Regions from separate parts of the Homo sapiens genome. Here region 2 is linked to region 1. The links are chromatin contacts, found by Hi-C or POLR2A ChIA-PET in ENCODE. All regions are on one chromosome and are shown on one strand. The core of a region is the stretch at or near the end of the contact, and the rest is flanking DNA. Distances in the headings are between cores, read along the strand shown. Region 1 has its middle 220 kb from the start of LINC00460. Region 2 overlaps EFNB2 (ephrin B2).

Region 1 (4,183 bases), core at 1,365-3,864:
TGAGTTACTCCATCTCTAAACTATAGCCTAACACAACAAGAACAAAATACCTAGGTACAAAAACAAAGGCTGAGTCAGACAAGCACTAACCTGCTGAAAATGATTTGCATTTGATGAACTCCAAAAGCTGAAGACTAGGAAGAGATCAAAATTCTTGAAGAACTTTGTCTCACTATAAAAATAGATCATACAGGAATCCTAACCTTCATAGCATCAGAAAAAGAAATTATGTAAAACTATTTGCAGGAAACATTTTCCATGCTCAAATAAGTAAGGCCCGATAGCAATGTGACAACACACACAAACACAACCCACTGCCAAAATGTGAGTATTTCAACCCATTATAAAGAGGGGGCACAATTCCAGGGCAGCAGAGAGCACTGGCTGCCTGGAGCCCAGGCTCAGCTCACCCTCTCCTAGATCAACTTCCTTCTCCTCTGGAAAGAACACTGCCCTTTCCACTAATGCACACTGCAGGATGAAAGGGCGAAAGAGGAAGAGAAAAGCTTGAATGTGAGTTCTCTATGCACTTAGAGAAAATTGCATGGTACTTCAGCAGAAATCTTTGAGCAGTACTCAAAGATATAAAAGCAGTATGTCCTGCTAGAATCCTAAACCTTTCAAATGAAAGTTGCCTTACTTTTTTTTTTCTTTTCTTTCCTTTTTTTTTTTCTTTTAAAGTATAACCCTGCAATTTACTGGAGCTGAAGGCCCTTTTTTTTTTCTGACATGGCAGATTACTTTTTTTTTTTTTTTGTAGTGGGATCGAGTGTTGTTGTTAGTTAGAATAAAGGCCTAGACACAAATTCTCAGGCTCCGTTCCTAGTTCTGACCATAGTAATGGGGAAACATCATGTCTTGGAGCAAATAAATAAACGCACATAAATGCATCAGTTCCACTTAAACCCTGTAGGAATGCTGCTATCTCTTGGGAGATACCATAACGACAATGCATACAAGGCCAGTTGTGATTTCCAAAATTCAAAGAAATACAATAGAAGTTGTAAGGGAAATGCCCCGAATGGGAGAAACTGTGTTCACTCTGGGAGTAATTGCTTAAACAACATTTATTTAATCAGCTCCATGACCACTCATAAGCTACAGTATCCTTCAGAATAAATTCCAAAGCTCCATATTGTATTACTACTTTCACTTCAATTTTGGAAAAAGAGGTATACCAGTAGATTTTAAGATGCATCCTTATTCAAATGAAATACAATATTATCCAAAAAATTCCTTGAATCAGTTGCTAATTAACTTGTCTACTTGATAATTTACTTTTGAGTAACAACCGCATACTCCTCTCTGCTTATACTTTTTTACAAATACTATTTTATTGTGTAACTGGTGCACACGTATCATAACATATGCACCAACAAAACGAGTACTTGCTGGAATTTTTCCCATCCAAGTACTAACGAGGCCCGACCCTGCTTAGCTTGTGAGATCAGATGAGATTGGGCACGTTCAGGGTGGTTTGGTGGTAGACACATGTCGGGGTTTCTATTTCAATCAGAAGACAGAAAAATAAGACAGGGAGCATGGGAAATCACCTCCAAAATGGAAAAGGATTCTCCTAGGGTGTCTTACTCATTGTCAATTTCAGGAAATTCCCCAAGGGATATTCCTGAATGTTGAGTCCGTCTAGCTTAAAATGACTCAAGTCATGTAGCAGTTCTCCCAGAATTCTGTTTCATAGACTATTTCTCATGTTCACTGGAATCACAAGAACTGTTTTTTCTTTAAGATATGAATTAATATCAACCAAAATTTAAATTAACCTAATACATTTCTTCCACGGTCTAGCCTCCAACATAACTTTCAAGCATAACTAAGACATTACTTTATTGAATTCCTTAAAAATTGAAAAATTAACTGATGCTATTTTTAATAAATGTCAAGTCATAAATGCAGTCTACATTGCAGACATTGAAAACAATTTGATTTAAAAGGCACAAACTAGCTTTGGTCTTTCTGTTTAATCCCTTTAGTGTAAAAAATGTCCTGTTCCTGACTCATTTCTACACTATATTCAACAAATAGCTTGGAAAATAAATTTTAATGACTCCTTTTGTGCTTGTATATTTTTCTTTAATATCTTCTTATTCATTTTTGAACAAAGAGAAATTGACAGAGTCAAAGACATGACCTTTAATTTTAAAGGAATTTTCTTTTCTTACAAATCTGCTATCATCGTAATCCTAAAAGCACAAAAGAAAGCTAAATTATCTATCCTTTTTTCTTTGACCACAGCAACTTTTAAAATTTAACTTTGATCCAGATTAAATGATAGTTCAGCCAAAAATGTCAAGAGGAGCCTTCTGGAGTTGGGTCCTATGTGTGAGTAGGTGGTTCATGCTGTTTAAAAGGCAGGACTGAACTGCAGCGTGGGGTTGCTATGTAAGGCAGTAAATAATGATTATAAAATGCTTTGTAAACATTTTTAATGTGACACATCAATGCTCTATGATAAAAACTAAAATTCTCCAGTAAAGTATAAGGGGACCCTGTGCTGGCAGAGGCGCTGGCCTCTGGATGAGTAATAGCCACTATTAGTAAAACCTCATAGCTCCTTTGAGAGGGAGGGATTGTGCCATCTTGCTACACTTGTTACCTCCAAATATGGGAAAGTTATTCCTTATTTCCTTTTCAAAGCTTGACTACTGATTGAGAACAGCGGTGTAAATACTTGTTCTCTTACACCAGCCCAGTGAGTCACAGCCACAGAAATTACAGGAGTTAAGAAAGTGCATCATCTCCTTCCTTGGAGAACACGGAGGGATGGTGACTTGCAGTATGGTCTGGTTCTCAAGCTCACAGTGCACCTCTTTTCCTCAGGGCGTCTTCTTCTGTCTATTCATTGCTTATTAAGCTGATACTCACTTAATGTATTTTCTGGTCTCAGTGTAACCTATTCTGCTAGGCCTCACGAAATAACTACCTTTAACGCCATGTTGCCTTTCTGAATGAAAGCAGCCATCTATTCTCACAAACAGTACCCTTAGACCACAACATCTCACCTAAAAAATATTTCTGTATTTTTTTTATCAATAGTTTAGCATTTATCCCTATCAAAATTACCTCTCTTCAATTTTATACAACCAAAGTTTGGACTAATTTTTGCTTAATATTCTAGATTGTGCCCTATTGGTAAATTTTAAAAGCCATTGTTCCCATATCATTGCCTCTATTTACATAAAGCCTAATATAACTTGTCCCATGATATATTGTGTATTACAGTGATGATATCTGCCGTAAACTTTAAACAAATGGTCTATCCACCCATATCCCATGCTGTTTATACCACATGTGCCCTGTTTTGTTGCTTCATATTTTTTCATAGAATCAGTGAACCTACTACACTACTATATTTCTTATTCAAACTCTGTCGTTATTGGGGTCAGTCTGCAATTAATACTCTCATATAGGTCCTGGGAAAGGGAAGAGAGGAAAAAGTGGAGGATGAGGGTAGGTGTATGATTCTTTGGGAGGCACAATATTTTGATTTTCTGGGACATGTTTTCAATACATGCACACACCACATAGATTTTGATATGCTCCCCATTTTGACTCATTTGTCAATTTGGGCAATATGTATCTAGCGTCTCCTATAATCCAGGCTCTGTCCTCCTTACAAGTGGACGTCATTAGCAGAAACTGGAACTACTGAGAGATACAGGCCATAGGTAAAAACCAGCGGAAGGCCCCCTGAGGCCAAGCCCCATCAATGTCATTGATTTTTATTTCAGTGTTTCTCTGCCAATTGTTCAACCTTCCTGAAATTTATTTTCCTAAAGAGAAGAGAGCTTGGATAAGCCATGTAAAATCTCTGGCCTTTGTTTTTCTTAGCTATATAATCAAGCAGTTGACTTGTGAAAAAATATTCAAATATGGACCACATAGGGTTGTATTTGCCAAACGCTTTTTTTTTTTTTTTTTTTTACATCAGGCTAATCAGTCAGTCTACATCGCTATCTTTAACACAGAGTAGCTAAATTATCAATGTGCCTCAAAAAGCAGTGCCAAGGAGGCAGCAGTGGTGAAATAGAGCCCCCCGCATGTGGCAGAGTTGGGTCAGACCACCTCCCAGGGTCTCTGCACAGTCATAGTTCCACATACACTGAAATGTTCTAAACACCCACCTAGCCTCTCACCTTTTACTTGCACTGGAAACGGATGAGCT
Region 2 (4,240 bases), core at 629-3,128, 350 kb after region 1:
AATAACAGAAACAACGCTTCGAATTATCAGACTAATGGGCTGATCTACTTTCCCAGCTAGCCTCAGTGATAACGCAACCCTGACACATTTTCTTCTCTGGAAGACGATTTATACCACATTAGGATGCTACTAAAATTATCAATAAAGAGACACTATTTTCATTGTGTAACAGGGAACTGAGAAAAAGTCCTGGCAAGGCTGGTAACATGGAAATTGGGAAAAATGATTATATGTATCTGAAGACTCCTCCCCTGTCTGTCTCTTTTGGGTCTTACAAAGGATCTGCTAACAAGCTTGGGCAATTCCATGAACAAAAAGATACATAAATGCATGTTTCTTGGTAAAGGAAGCTCAAGGACAAAAGAGCTTTTATAACACTGAAAGAAGACAAAGAGAGAAGATCTTATAATTAAGTTATGCAGCATTACTGAAACGTGTAAACTCTCTGGAGTTCCATTTTATGGATGGACTTCAAATCAGCCAAGCTTTTGGGGTCCATCCTCTCCAGCTTGCAGCCGAACACAGGTCTGCCTCCAGCCTGGAGCCTCACACTTCCTCCCCTGCTCCAAAGTTAACTCTTAGTTATATGTATTTGGTGTCAAAGGTGGAAGTAATAAGCATTTTCTATATCCCACCACATCTGGATTCCCATCAACCCTGTGAAGCAGGTGCTGTCATTATCCCCACTTTACAGATGAAGAGACTGAGGCAGACAGGGGTTAAGTTACTTGTCAAAGGGCACTCAGGAACTCGGGTCTTCCAGACCCCAGACTCTCAACCTAAGATGTTGATCTGTTTCTCTTGGACAGGGGGAGGGTGGTGGTGGTGCTGTATCCCCCAAGATCCCAAATGCACAGTCTCTGGCAAGATTCTGATGAATATCCTATTACAAAGATGACAGCTGTAGGTTAGAAATAAAAATGAGTTTAAATGCTTGAACGCAGCCATTATGCACAAGGTATCAAACAGAAATCCTCACCCCTCAATCAGAGGACCCAAATGACAGGCTGATGTTGCTGTATCACCAAATGGGATTACATTTAATGATGGAAATGTGGCTTTTGCTACATTTATCGTACATAAATAATTCATCAAATAAAGCACATAATCGCTTTATACAGCCCACACATTATTCTATATTCTAAAAGAAATCTATATGTTAAGAGGACATTTGAAAGCTCCTGTAACTATCTTGCTAAAGAACAGTGCATTCAGTACGTTTCAGTACTACTTGCCAAACCTACACCCCAGAAATAAGTAAATCAAAAGCAGAGAAGAAAACAAATATATGCTTAACATAAGCAACAGACTCTGAAGTTCTTCTGCTTTGATTCTTTAAGAATATTGTTTCATTATATTTGTGGAAGCATTTTACTTTATTTTGTGATTTTGCTTAGAAGTGGAGTACATGTCTAAAAAATAGCAAAGCTGTTTGTGAAGCTTTCCAATTTTACATACTCTTTATTAAAAAAAAAATAAAAAATAAAAAGCTATAGACAACTGAACCAATGAGGGCCCTAAGAAATGGCAGCTTCTCCAGACTTGTTCAGTGTTCCTTAAGGAAGACTTTGCCAAGGCATGGAGAGTGAGGGAGGCCTCCAAGAGGATGCCATGAACAACACAGGGTGGATCTCACAGAACAACCTTTAATCAAACAGTCCTTCGGAAAGATGACTTACGGACTATGCCACAAGATGTGTCTTAGCTATGGATTTGCAGCAAAATAATGCAAAAGCCATATGAAGCTAAATTGGGAGGCGCTTCATTAATACGGTTTTCTTTGTCTAACAGCTCTGCTGTAGCTACTGTTCACTGGAAAAGTATGAACACAATGGCATTCATTTTTCATCCATCTCTGACTCACATGATTTTGGTAGTGTGACGAAAACCTCTTTGTGGGTTATTTTGCAAGGTTTTATGCGAAGGTAGAATAACCAGCCCACAGAACCTTCGTAAGGACAGCTGTTGCAAAGGGTCGACACACCAAACCTGCTGACTCATTCAGCTCTGGGTGTCGCCTCTGAAAAGAAACTAAACCAGGCACAGAAAATGCTGCAAAGAAAACTCTACGGATAAAGGCTACGAACACAAGAAGGCTTTCCCAGTATCAACTGGAGCATTTAGTAAGTCTAAGACACAGCTTCCCTTGAAAATAGGCAATTTCAGAACAGTTATTTCATGAACATTAAAAAAAACTTTAAAGACAATAATAAAATAACTAGAGGTTAGGTAAATTAGCTACTCTATTTTTAAGGCAATTAAAGATCTGAACATAATAAAGAAAAGGTCTCTTCAGACCACATGGCCATAATATCTCCATCTTTGCATTACTTGAAGATTAGGAGATCTCATTATGCAAATCAGGCCCAGGGCTAATTACTGAAATAGGTCACTTGAAAAAGTCAATTCTAAACAAGAATAAAAACCCATATACAGATGCTCCATGACTTAGGTGGGGCTATGTCTTGATACTTGATAAGCACAAGGTAAGCTGAAAATATCATTAAATTGAAAATACATTTAATACTCCAATAAACCCATCAGAAAGTTGAAAAATTTAAGTGGAACTATTTTAAGTCGGTGACCATTCATATATAATTTTGCCACAAGTTAAAAAACAAATAACCATCTATGAGAAGAATGAATGAGGATGCATATCAGTTTGCCACATATCTCCTAAGGGGACTTAGTTAATACTTAGTGTGTTTAAAAATACAGTTCAAATTAAAAATTCATATTCACGTCTGAAACTCACAAGTGTGATGACTATATTTTAAAGCAGGTAACACCACAAATCAAATTAAATGTTTTTAAAGAATTTACAGAGGATCATGTCCATTTGAAACCACACTAACAAGTGATCCTATATTGCATTTGTATGCCCAGCCCTAAGGTGGCTTGAAACTGGAGGAGACCGCCATCATTAGCCAGAACAATGACAATACTAAAAGCGTTTTTTAGGGAAATAAATTAAAGTTCAAAGAAATAAAATTGACTTTCTCATTAAGCTTAGGAAGCAGGACTAGCAAGTAGGACTCTAGGTTCCTGGTTTAATTCTTCTGAAATGCTGTTCATGTAGGGTACTCCCCAATGCAAGTCAGTCCCTCTGGACTACTCCTCACTGGGGAAAAGTCAAGCACTCCTCCAAAGCATCAGGTCTCTTTTTCCTCTCCATGGAAAGAAACCAGCACACAATAACATATTTATTATAACACTGCTCGTTCTGAAGGCGCTTACCAACTAGACACTCAGATTTGGGGTTAAACCCATGTAGAATTTATTAAAGCTGAACTCAAATGCTAATATTATTTACTGTCTCAAAGTGAACCAACGATTTGAAGTGTTAAAAATATACATGTAAATTTTAATACTTTCCGTCATGCTACCTAGCACTATTTATAAATGTACTGATATAAAAATTACTAACTTCAAACACTTTCCTTCTCAAAAAAGCCAGTACAGAGCTTGACTGTGTGTGTGTGTGTGTGTGTGTGTGTGTGTGTGTGTGTGTGTGCATTTGTCTGATATGCAAAGTAGTGACTTTTTAAAATCCATTCATTGTTTTGGTGTCTTGGAACTTATGCAGAAGCAATACAAAGTCAATATTAATTTCTAAAACTATTTTAACATTTGTTCTCTGCATTTCCCATTTCCTTTCTAGGGAAACTTGTAGATCAATGAGCTTTGCTGTAGGGTGGGTGAGAAATTGGCTTCTATATTTTCCCAAGTATCTGAAACGCCTTCCTCTGCCTACGCCATCGTGGAAGTCTTTCAACTCTGCTGAAAGTCTCAACTGGACTTCCTGGCAAACTTCTTAGCCCTGAGTCCTCCACCCAGCCCTTATGACAGTCCCCCAAAGCAACATTCAAATAGCCTCTCGTAGTTTCAAACTTGAGACCCTCAATTCTGTATTAAGAAAGATTCATTTATCCCAGGCTACCATATGCTTTTGCATGGTAAATCGTAACTCTAAGGAGAGCTCTGATGGCCAGAGTAGTTCAGTAACTGCAATGAACCTGTTAGTGTGGTATGAAGAGTTTCCAAAAAAAGAAAATAATAGATGTCGTTATTGTGTAGATTAATATTATAATTATAAATTAAACTGCTTCTAAATACAAATCTCTCATGTATTAATAAAAAGCAATTATTAAATGCTCACCACATTAAGCAAAGAGATGTTGGTAAACAATTATTTGCATATCTTGCATATTATTTCACACTAAAGGTTAAACTCTTAATG

The links. Hi-C counts contacts between places; a loop is a spot of excess contacts on that map. ChIA-PET counts read pairs that join two places held with the same protein, here RNA polymerase II (POLR2A). Pooled maps may share reads with other maps.
Region 2: a loop to region 1 is called in a map of mammary epithelial cell, with 2.6 times the contacts of the local background. The contact joins two enhancer-like sites. A Hi-C loop is called at or near these places in 3 of 168 maps with a recorded cell type or tissue (IMR-90, MCF 10A and mammary epithelial cell) and 1 of 50 pooled maps. POLR2A ChIA-PET finds 5 or more read pairs at or near these places in 1 of 52 experiments (MCF 10A).

What each region holds. Positions count from the first base shown.
Region 1 is chr13:106,154,002-106,158,184 of GRCh38, forward strand. It overlaps the pseudogene RNA5SP38. Among named protein-coding and RNA genes, the nearest start is that of LINC00460, 220 kb to the right of the region's middle. Within about 2 kb of position 2,615, at least 5 of the 41 ENCODE cell types and tissues checked have a DNase peak (open chromatin) inside an H3K27ac peak, as active enhancers do; they include mammary epithelial cell, where a contact is called at or near this core.
Region 2 is chr13:106,506,158-106,510,397 of GRCh38, forward strand. The region is part of intron 2 of EFNB2 (ephrin B2); the gene reads right to left. Among named protein-coding and RNA genes, the nearest start is that of EFNB2, 27 kb to the right of the region's middle. Within about 2 kb of position 1,879, at least 5 of the 41 ENCODE cell types and tissues checked have a DNase peak (open chromatin) inside an H3K27ac peak, as active enhancers do; they include mammary epithelial cell, where a contact is called at or near this core.